Regions from separate parts of the Homo sapiens genome. Here region 1 is linked to region 2. A link is a contact called in ENCODE Hi-C data. All regions are on one chromosome and are shown on one strand. Each heading gives the region's core, a stretch centred on a gene start or an enhancer-like site at or near the end of the contact. The rest is flanking DNA. Distances are from core to core; before and after follow the strand shown. Region 1 holds the start of CEP126 (centrosomal protein 126). Region 2 holds the start of KBTBD3 (kelch repeat and BTB domain containing 3).

What was found. A loop is a pair of places that touch in the nucleus more often than their neighbours do. Pooled maps may share reads with other maps.
Region 1: a loop to region 2 is called in a map of B cell, with 32 times the contacts of the local background. The contact joins the promoter of CEP126 here to the promoter of KBTBD3 in region 2. A Hi-C loop is called at or near these places in 4 of 168 maps with a recorded cell type or tissue (B cell, CD4-positive, alpha-beta T cell, CD8-positive, alpha-beta T cell and 1 more), 2 of 37 single-sample maps with no recorded cell type and 12 of 50 pooled maps.

The regions. Positions count from the first base shown.
Region 1 is chr11:101,912,568-101,918,259 of GRCh38, reverse strand. CEP126 (centrosomal protein 126) reads right to left here and starts at 3,250. Exons shown (of 11, transcript NM_020802.4): 1 at 2,848-3,250. The coding sequence starts at 2,975. ANGPTL5 (angiopoietin like 5) reads left to right here and starts at 1,738. Exons shown (of 9, transcript NM_178127.5): 1 at 1,738-2,241. RefSeq lists an enhancer at 3,232-3,331.
Region 2 is chr11:106,072,724-106,078,613 of GRCh38, reverse strand. KBTBD3 (kelch repeat and BTB domain containing 3) reads left to right here and starts at 1,267. Exons shown (of 4, transcript NM_198439.3): 1 at 1,267-1,302; 2 at 1,907-2,107. AASDHPPT (aminoadipate-semialdehyde dehydrogenase-phosphopantetheinyl transferase) reads right to left here and starts at 952. Exons shown (of 6, transcript NM_015423.3): 1 at 721-952. The coding sequence starts at 903. RefSeq lists enhancers at 685-924, 1,235-1,344, 1,355-1,474.

The DNA.
Region 1 (5,692 bases), core at 2,001-4,500, 4.2 Mb after region 2:
CCCAGGCTGGTTTCGAACTCCTGGACTCAAGCAATCTGCCTACCTCGGCCTCCCAAAGTGCTAGGATTACAGATGTGAGCCACTGGGCCCAGCTGAATGGGTTCACTTCACTTTCTATAGTAAAAGTAAGATCCCATCAGTGAGCCTGGGGGGAAAAAAAGACAGGTGGGTGGGAGTGTGTGTGTTTGTGCTGTTTGTTGGAACAGACCTGTCAGGGCATCCAAGTCTTATCAAGTGGTAAGACAGTCTATCGAGTGTGATGGAAGGTGACAGAGACCTGGCAGAGGCATTCATAGGAAAAAGAAAGAACCCTGTTCCTGTTTAGGTGAAGCTGGAAACCATCAATCTTTAGTGGTACAATCTGTATTGTTTTGTGATTTTTCTTTGACAGCATTTTTATTATTCGCATGAAGGAGTAAAGGAGCAGGACTATAGTAGTTATTGAGTGGCTGAGGCAGAATGATTGGGGTACAAATAGCCAAAGATGTTGGTGAGAGAAAGTTCAAATAGTTAAGAATAGGGTATAAACTGGAGAGGAAAGGAGAGGCAAGGTGGGTGCTAGGATAAAATGGGAGGGTTGAAGGGTAGAGATATTTATGAGGAAAAAAAGGCAGGTATAAGGGGACATGAGAGACCTTCCTTTTTTTTTTTTTTTTAAATTCCATTTCTATTTGAACTCTCAAAAGAGAAAAAGAGATTGAAATGACAGAACTTTAGCTAATTTTAATTAAATAAACTTCATAAGGTTTTGTTGTTTTATAACCTTTAGAGTCAGAAAATTCTGACTCCAGTGAGAAAATGTCTTCAACAGAAAGCCAGATGGCCTCTGAGTATCATGTTCATATTTGAAATTGAAATGTAAATGTTACCACATACTTGCTTATTTTAAGGCTGTGGTCCTTTCATTTGCTTTCTTTCCTTTTTTTCATTTAGTCATGTAAATTTGAGCACCTACTCTGTGCTAGGTATCCAATGGGAAACATTATAGACACAAAGAACATTCCAATTAAACTTATATAAAAGGTACTTTAGTGTTTTTCCAGCTAGCAAACATAATGTTCTTGATTTAGTGTTATAATCTTTATTATGTTCAAAAATAATTCCTCTGTTCCAATTTAAATATATATTATCTAAACATATATATACACACATATGCAAACTAGCAAAAATATATATAAACCAGCACACACACACACACACACACACACACACACACACACACACACACACATTGTTGGATTTTATCAAAGTCTATTGGTCATCTATTAAAATGTTCATTTATAACTTGCCTAATTTTAACTATATATTTAGCCTTTAAGGATCTTTTTTAGTGTTGTATTTCTTTATAGGAAATGTCATTCTAATTCTGGAATAGAGTCTATTTGGTTGTGTTCATTCAAAGTATTGCTGGATTCTATTTATGAATATTTTCTTTGGCATTTGTATCAAAAATTTATACCACATAAAATTTAAAAAATGAGGCCTACAACCATTTTATTAATGAAAATAACAGAAAATACACTCTCAATGAGCCATTTACAATACTTCCCTATTTTCTGATTTAGAGATAAATCAGGGTCGTGTAATAGCAGTTGTGTCCAAGAAAATATAATGTCAAGAGGCCAGAATTAAATCCATACAGAAAATGATTGTGTTCATTTCAGAGTAACCTTTAAGAGGGCAATTTTGGGGAGCAGCAAGGGCAAAAGCCAAACTGAATGGGGTTAATAATGAATAGATGAGAGGAACTAGAAGCAGCTATTGCAAGCTACCATTTTGAGAACCTGCCCAAAGAAAGAAAAGACTGAAGGGATGGAAGATTGCAGAAAGCATGATCGGAGAAGAGATATTTTACTTTTAGTGAAGCTCTATACACATTTGTCTTCCTCACTAGATTTGTATCCCTAGAACCTAGAACAGAGTCAGCCAAAGAGCAGGCACTCAATACAAATTGTTGACTTGCTGCTAAAATTGTAACAGAGTACAAAGAACATCCTAGAAATTGGAGACAAAGGGGATAAGAAAACAGAGTTAACTTGGAAAGAGAAGACACTCATCTCTGACAAGACTGAAGATGATTACACAACACCATCATTGCCAACCAAGTCCTTTGGGAATACAAAGGTTAAATCCTAATCATCACAACAGTCTCTAAAGGAATAAACCTGATTTACAGATTTTGATAACAAAATACTTCTCCTCTTTCCATTTTCTACAATGCAACCAACAGCAACATCAAAGGTAGGCTTAACCAACTCTTCGAGAAAAGTCAGAGTTAATCCAGATTGTAAAGCGTCCAGGTCCCCTGTTTCTCATTTCCTCTTTTCTGTCGCTCTGACAACAGACTGGGCAGAGATGGAAAACAAAACAACTTACCAAACTGTGTAGCCTTTAGCAGCTCTGGTAAATGCATTTAGGGCTGTGTTAGGATAACTGTTAAAACGGACTCTTTAGGATAGCAAAACATTTTACTTATTTGTGTAATTTCTCTCTCCAAGTAGTACGATAAATCAGGAAGTAGTTAATATGTAAGTAAAGAACATAATGGCATAAAAATATCCCCACAGAATACACAGTTGATGTGTTTTAAAATTCACAAAAATTTTACAAAGTTGAAGAATGGGAGTAGGATAACAGGGTGATGGGGGGAAGCAGCCACAGAATTAGATAAAATGGTATAATTTCAGGTCTAAGGTGAGACACGACAGTTGCTAAAGGAAATATCTGCACTAAGATGACTTGCTAGTTTTGATCACCCTGCGTCAAAGGTAATGGGAATCTAATTGGAAAAAGATGGGCCCCGTTTTCAACATCGCTACCCTGGCAGCCACAGGCTGGGAAGGATACAGGTAAGAGCCAGGTCGGTGATGCCCGCCGCTCTCCCGAGGGCCGAGGGGGGCTCTGTCGAGGTTGTCCGATGATTCAGTGCCCAGTTCCCCGACCGCGCTCCGGGTTCCGGGCCTCCCCGCCAGCATCCTTCACTTCAGCGCCGCCTGTCTGCTCGCCCCCAGAACCTCCCTCATGGCAGCTCCGGCTTCCTCCTCCTCCTGCTCGGCCCCTCCCTACACTCCGTCTCTCAGGCCCCGCGTCACGGGCGCGGAAGGGTTGGCCTCGACAGCCCTAGCTCCCGCGCAGCGGCACTGGTGCCTGTAGCGGCGATGGCAGCTGAGGCAGCGGCGACCTCGCCGGGCAATAGCAGATGGGGCGGCAGCAACCCTGCAGCCGCCATCTTGACAACAACCGACGGCGCGTCCTTGACAACGGAAACCTGGGAGGAGCTACAGGTCGGGGCGGGACGATGTGCCCGAAGCAGCCAATCGCAGGCTCCGGCGGCCCCTCCAGCTTCGAGCGGCGGGTGGCAACCCAAGCATCCCTAGGGACCCGGGTTGTTGCGCGAGGGGTGAGCTGAGTGTTGTTTTAGAGCCTGATGCAGTTCTGCCTCCCTTTTTATGAGAGTGTTTTTGTGGCAGTACCGACAGTGACGAAAGACAGATGTAAAATCCTCAGATACAGGCAATTGCCACCGGGAGGAGTCTGCAGTGATTGTCTGGGGGACAATTTGGAGTTGAATTTGTTAAACTACTGAATCCTGTTGTGAGATTTTGAGTTGTGAGTCTTTCTGTGGCATCATCATCCCCAAACACCGTCTCTTTAAAATGTCTTTGTGAAGTGGAAATTTTCCTTCCCTGCATTCTCTCATCCACTCGGTAATGCTTCTGGCATTCCCTCTGCAGTCGTCTTCCTTGCCTTTGCCCTACTTAGAAGGTCTACATTTCAAAGCCTCCTAATGGTTCTCGCATTGCTGCCAGATTCTGGAAATGGACCATCACAGCAAAACTAGCAATCTCTTGGGAAGATATGCCAAAAGAGATCATCGCATTGAAATGGTTTTGGGAAGTATGGAAAATTAAATGGATTTTTGAGACACTAGTTTATTGGCTATGCAAGTGACAGTTTTGAAAAAGGCTGAATCTTATTGTTGGAGCCTAATGTAAATGCATATATAAATTCTGACTGTATTTCAGTCAGTGTTTTCTTGGAAAAATTCCCAGATTGGAAGCAGAAAGTACAGACCAAATAAAGATTATTCACCCACCATTCAAATGTCTCTGCCTTTGTGAATTAATTTGTTCATTTTAAGATTTCAAATAATAAACTTTTCCAGTTGAAACTGTTTAAAACAATCTTTGCAAACTTGGTTGCAATGACTCAAATTGGAATGTACACTGGCGACAGATTTTAAAGTGCCACAACAAATCCAGTTTCGATTTAAGACACAAAACACATGAACTCTCCTTCAGAAGCATACCAACAGGATAAAATATACAATTCTGACATGAAAAGCTAAATGTATACAACTGGACACTTGGCTATCTTGGCAAGTTTTTAATTGGCCTAGCCACAGGCAATGGCCTTGATTCTATTCCCACTGCTGTCATCACACGTTTGTCTCCCCATGGGTGATCTGAGTAAAGTAGGGCAGTGCAAAGTACAGATGAATATGAGAATATTAGAGTTGCTATTTGGAATATTTAGGCATGGTTAGCTTTCCAGAAGTCCAGCTTTTGCTATATTATTAGTTTGCGATCTCGTAAGTCCTAGGCATCTCACTGCTTTGTGGCTTGGTATATTAGCACTAAGAAGCATAATTTGGTTTCTCAATTGCCTATAAATCCTTTCTTACGTTAACTTAAAAAAACACGTAATTTATGAATCTAGAAAGGAGAGGAAAGGGTTACAGCCTGAAAGGAGGGCCATCCCACAAGCTGGGAGTGTGCCTCCAACTGAAGCCTAAAGAGGCAGGTACTTTGAAGGAGGGATGTTGAGGTAGGAGATTTATGCTGAAAAGTTGGCTAAACATACATAATTTATAGGATATAGGAGGAGCTATGAATATTTATGAAGGTAGTTCTGATGCATGTATATTGAACAAACAGTAACATATGACCCATGTTCATTTTGGGCTGGAGACTTAACATTTAATTGCATTACAATTAGGCCCTATTATGTCTAAATTTTTTTTAGGACACAAAGGCACTCAAGTGAGCAGTCCTCTTAAACTGGCCAGAACCACCTCATGGTTGGTGATGTTCTCATCAGGAGAAAGTTATTGAAATCAGTCTGTTGTCCAATCAAAGCTGTAGTTATGGCTTATGGAACAGAGGGTCAGTTAGTCAGTGTCTGGTGGTGAGCTACGATTGTTTTACTATTGCTTATCTCAAGGCCAGTGTTTGTTTAGCTGCTAGAGAAAAACAGAAAACTTGTGGAAGTTAAACATAGTTTATTCTTTAAGTGTAGGAGTGCATGACTTAACCCTTGCCTGGCATGGCCTTAGGTCCTATTTGTAATTTGATATCTTACTGCCACCAAGTGTCTGTTCCGTCAGTCTAATGATCTCTACTTTAACGTTAATCCTGGTCAATTGTGTCCAAACTACAACAGGAAGAGGATATAATGAGGCATAGCTGACCTTCCATCCCATTATGGCTGGGAACTCAGTTTTAAGGTTTTCCCAGGGTCCCCTTGGCCAAGAGGGGGTCTATTCAGTCAGTGGGGGCTTAGGATTTTATTTCAGTTTAGACTTATATAATTATTCTTCATTCAAATATTGTTTTACGGTAACAACCAAGAAGAAAAGAAATTTCAAACAATGTTGCCAGTTTTTTTAATCATAGGTTTTTTCGACCTTTAA
Region 2 (5,890 bases), core at 18-2,517:
AAAGTGTTTCAATATGGGACATTTTTAAGAAAGGACTGTCTTTTAAATGATGGTAATTCACGGTTGTTTCAAATTGCACCATATTGTACAGATTACTTGTTTTGAAATCCAGTTTTCCATTTGTTGCTTCAAAATACATAGCTAAAATAAATAAATCTACGTAAAATACTGTTTCCCATGGCATCTAGTGAGGAAGGTATCCTCTCTGGCTTCAATTTCATTGGCTTCAATCCCGGGGAGCGCAGGGCTACAAACTAAATCATACTGTCAATAATTTCTAGGGCCTACCACGTGCAGGGAGTCCTTGGAGAATGATGGGATATTTAACAGGCAGAATAAGCATAGGCTATGAACGCACACAAACAAAAAAAAATAACATTTAAAGATAAAGACATAAAAACATTCATTACAGAAAAACCCAATTTTGTCGGCCTTCCCTACACTTATTTCATGGTTTAGGAGGGTCTCCATTTGAAATAACAAGGGGAAAGAGATAATGTTTACAGCCATCGCGGCCTCCAAGGCGGTTACAAAGGCCGTGGAAACCAGGCCGTGCGTCGCCCACAACTCCGCAGCGCCGGCTGCTGTCGCCCGGGCCGGCCACAGGCTCCACAGCGAGAGGGTCGCGGCCAGCGCGGGAGTGTCGGGTCTCCACAGCCCGGCCCGCCTCCCCCAAGATCTGCTTCCTAGGCTCTAAATACCAAAAAAGACCTGTAGTACCATGGCTGCCTTAGCGTCCCGGGCAAAGACGAACTGGCCAATGCGCTCCTTCTCCTCGGGCTGAATCGATCGCACTGCCAGCAGCCATTCGGCTCGGCTCGGCAGCCAAGTGCCGCAGGAAAAGGCCCAGCGCACGCCCTCCATGGATGGCACCAAGCAGAACCGTTTGGCAGGGAAAACCATACACTGAAAGCGGACCTCGCCGCTATCTCGGGCCTGATGGCGCGGACGCAAACGTGGCCCCACCCCCTTCTTCCCGGCGTCCGTGCGCAGGGGACGGGCCGTCGCTACGCAGACTGGCCCACCGACAGCCCTCCCAGCCCGCCCCCGACTCAGCCACCTCCTCTCGGAGAAAGCAGCTGGGGGCGGAGACGGAGATCAGCCCTGCGCTTTGCGGCATTGTATGACGTCAAGTAGGCGAGGCTTCGGAGGCGAGCGAAGGGCGGGACCAAGGCCAAGAGCCCGACAGTTACGCCACTCACACTTGCGGAAGAGTTAACGGGACAGCGGTGCAGGCCAATCGCAACCAGTCCTCTGGAGGCAGGGAGACTGGGGTGGAGACTTCGGAGACTGCAGTTGCAGGTGGGTGAGCTCCGGGGTCTGAGGGAGGAGTGGGATGGTAGCCCTTATTCTCAGGGTCTGAGTTGGCCCCTGTGACCCACAGAGAAGAGAATGTCCTTGGCTTCAGCTGCTTCGTGTACGGGGCACGAGAGGTTTCCATCTCTAGGAGGGGGTCTGCAGTGGTGCCCCCTGCAGTTGTGCAACGCATCAGCCCTGAGTTCCTTCTTTCCCTGCCCCCATCCGCATCAGCCTAAGACCCACCCTCACACAGTACGCTCCCGACCCTTAGCAGCAGCCTACCTGAAACCCTCCCTCCGAAGGCCGAGCAGAGGCACTATCCCCAGTGCGCAACACTGACCCCGCCTGGATCCGAGGCTGCCAGCGAGCAGCTGAGCTAATGCTGGCTGTTTATTTGGGGCGATGAAGCGACCCAGGTGCTGTTTTGCTATTGCCAAGCCTGGGCTAGAGCACTAGCGAGAAAACAGGATTCCATTGTTGAGGTATCAGTGTTTCCATCATGACAGAGGTCCTTGCTCTAACAGCAACAGAAACAAGTAAATAACTTTGCTCAGTTATTTTCTCAGACTTTGCGAAGGGTCATATTGATGTATGTCTGTTTCCTTAGTTGTTCCGTGTAGGCTGTTGTTGACTCTCGTATGAAAGCCCACGCGATCCAAGTGCCCTGCAGGTTTTGGTCCAGGGAAAAGTTGGTCTCTGCAGATGACTGTAAATGACTACCTGGAGGTCGATTAAAGTGCGGTACTGCGGGATTCAGCCGATTTCCTTCTTCCTCTGACTGCCCGGAAATATCAGCCAAAGGCCAGCGGTAGTAATTAACACAATTACCTGCCTATGATTTCTGTCCTATTTAAGATGGGTTCTATTATGTTTTTATCTATACTTGTCTTCATTAACTTTTCGTGATATCATAAGCCCCCCGAATCCCTCGAAAGTAGATGGGATTCTGAGCACACACACACACAAATTCAGATCCCCAAAGGACAGTAAAACGAATTATTGGCTTAATATATCATCTTAGCTAACCAAAAGCCTGTGTCAGCTGCCATGTTGAAAATCTGCTTACCAGCTGCAGGGAGCTTACAATCTGGTAAGGCAAATAAATCATACGCATAAAAAGTACAATAAGAGACAGTGTAAAGATACGTAAGTGATACTAATACCCATATCAGCAATGATCATAACTCACTTCTCCATTTTTAACTAAGAATCATATAACCTTTCCTTCTTGTCGTTTTAAACTGATTTTTATAACTTTGATACATTACGTTTCTGTTTCCAAAACACTTCTGTGTACGTTATTGCACATGTTCTGTGCACTAGTTATTACTGATGGAGACAATGAGCTCAGAAAGAGAATTTGTTTAAATTCAGGAATTCATATCCCATTATTTTACCATCGAGCAAGATCTCTGTGTATTAGATCTATGGAGCCTAATACACAGACAGTAACGTAGGGATTATTTGTACTTGGTCTAGAATCTAGAATATTCTCCCCTTCTCCCATTATCACATTCCTTGTTTCCTCTGTATCATTCAGGCCCAAATCTCATACCAAACAGAATGTCTCTGTTCACCTAGTCTAAAATAGCTTACTCTCTCCACTTCCAAACCTCAGCCCCAAACCTATCACCCTGTGAACATATTTTATAGGTTTGTTTAATCCCCTTCCCTGTGTGGTTTTACAAATTCTCCAGAGCTTAGCTTAAACCTTCTCTTAGGGCCTACTTCAGAGTACCTTTTTCCAAAACAGTATTGTTTATGTAATTCATTTGGCAGTTATTCTAGTATTGCCTTATGACGTCTCTCCTATTGTCCTGAATTATTTTCATGTGTGTTATCTTGCAAAATAGAATGTACAGTACTTGAGAGGGAATGTCATGTATACCTTTTACAAATAGTATACATGAGTAAATGTTATTAATGACTCCACAATAGATTTATTACTGTCAAGGGTAACACTGCTTTTTATATTCTATCTGCCTTTACTTCCCTCACTTTTATTAAGGAAATATAAATATGCAGTTCATAACTTGCTTAACTATATTAAATGAACCCAACAATTTTATTAAAATATTTTTTACTGCATTGGTCAGGGGAAGAAGAGGACTAAAGTAATAGGGGCTCACTCAGTCTGTAATGATCATCTTGCTTGGTGCTGATCTGTGGCTTCTTAGCAGGATTCTGAGGGACTCGTATTCTATTTCCAGCTCTACCACCAATTGTCTGTGTGACATTGGTCACACAGGATCCTATGTGTGACATAACCTCTTCCATGTATTAATTTCAATGGAAAGGCATCGGATGAGATCATCTCTAAGTCTAGGTGTTTTTTAGATATACTCACTAACTTTTTATTGGGTCACAAACTTTATTCTACCTCAAACCCTTCTTTTTTCCCCCAAGACTTATTTGAATAGCTCCATAATTCTACCAGTTTCTCAAGGAAGAAACCATGATGCTGCTCTTCTTTGACTCCCTATATCCAATCCATCTCCAAGTGTTTTTGGCTCTATTTCTAAAATACAGAAAAATCCATTTATTTCTCTTTATTCCCACTGTTAACAATCTAGTATAACCCACCATCATTTTTCATCTGAAATACTAATCAGTTTTCTAGCCTGCCTGAGAAAGGGGAGCACTCTCTTCCAATGTCTTCTATGCCATAAGCACAACTTGCTTTCAGAGCTAAATCTAGAAATCTATGCCCTTAATTCTTATGTTACATTGCCCTCTAATTAGACTGAGAAGGAGAGGCCAGCAAGGTAGGAAACCTGAAGAATGTTGTGGCACAGAAACTAAAAGACGAGTGTTTCAAGGACTAGTTAACAGTGTGAATTATCCTAAGAGGTGAAATAAGATGAGGAGAGAGAAGTGAGAATTTACCTTCAAGATGGTAGTGTGGTGACATTGACAAGGGCAGTTTTAATGGAGTAAAAGAAAGGAATTTTATTGTAGTGGGTTGAGACGATAACTGGAGGTGATGCTACCACAGAGTGTCCTTTAAAGAAGTTTTTCTGGATTTAGGAAGTAGAAAAATGGAATGGTAGCTAGAGGGAATAAAAGGTCAAAGGACAGATTTTTGTTTGATGTTTGTTTAAAGATGGAAGATACTAGAATTTGCATGCTAATGGAAAATGTCTAGTAGGGTGGGAGAAGCTCTTAATGTATGAGAAGGAAGGGGTATGTGTGTGGGGGGGGGTGTTCGGCATTCTAAAGTAGACTCCAGGGTAGAGGACCTTGTCTATGTTGTTTTTCGCTGTATTTCTAGTATCTAGAATAGTACCTGCCACAATATTTGTTACTCCATAAACTGTCTAATATTTGTTGAATAAATGAATGACTTGGACCCTACTTCTCTTACCTCCTTTCAATTCATTCTTGACATATTAGCTAGAAAAATATTTTTTAAAAAAATGATGTCATGTCACTGTCCAATTTAAAGTAATCAGTCGTTCCTATTTCACTTAGAATAAAATCCCAGCTCCTGTGACCCATAGCATCCTGACTGAGGTAGCAACTGCCTTCTGCAGCCCTATCTCCTAACCCTCTTCCTTTCATTAACTACTCCAGCCACACTGGCCGCCTTTAATTTCCTAAAACTGAAGGACTCCTTTACCCCTGTAGGGCTTTATATGTGATTTCTTCCACCAACCCCTTACCTTCTTATCATTCAATTCTCAAATGACACTTCAGAAAGGCTTTCCCTAATATTGTAGTGGCTGAAAGCAAGGGCTCTTGAGCCAAACTGAGTTCACATACCAACTCCCTGCTTACTTGCTATATGATCTTAGCCAAATTACTTAAATTATCAAAGCCTGTTTTCTCTGTTTGTAAAATGAAGATAAGTATCTCCTTTATCCAGTTTTTTTTTTGAAGATTAAAAGAGTATGTGTAAAACATATAGCATGGGACCAGGCATGGTGGCTCATGCCTGTAGTCAACAGCACTTTGGGAGGCTGAGGCATGAGGATCACTTAAGGCCAGGAGTTTGAGACCAACTTGGGTAACATAGTGAGATCCCATCTCTAAATTAAAAAAAAAAAAAAAAAAAAAGCTGAGTGTGCTAATGCACGCCTGTAAATCCCAGCTACTCAGGAGGATGAAGTGGGAGGACTGCTTGAGCCCAGGAGGTTGAGGCTTCAGTGAGCTGTGATCTTGCCACTGCAGTCCATCCTGGGTGACACAGCAAGACCCTGTCTCAAAAAAACAAACAAAAAATATAGTACAAAGCATGGCACATTATAAGCACTGTATAAGTGTTCCCTGTTACCCCTTTTGTTATTGTCTGAAATTGAATGCCCCATTGTTCATTTTTATTTCCACTTCCTACTTGTGTCTTCACAGTACTTATAAAAATGTATAATTATTTATTTGCCTACTTTATTTATTATGTCATTTTCACCAGATACTGGACAAGGAAAAAGCAGGGACCATGTCTGTCTTTTATTCTCTTTATATCTCTAGTGCCTAATTCGGTGCTTGTCATATACTTAGCATCTATAATAAATATTTACTAAAATAGGCCAGAAATCATGCTGTATATTGAAACATCAGTGACGAAACTAAGATCACTGTAGGACCCAGTGAA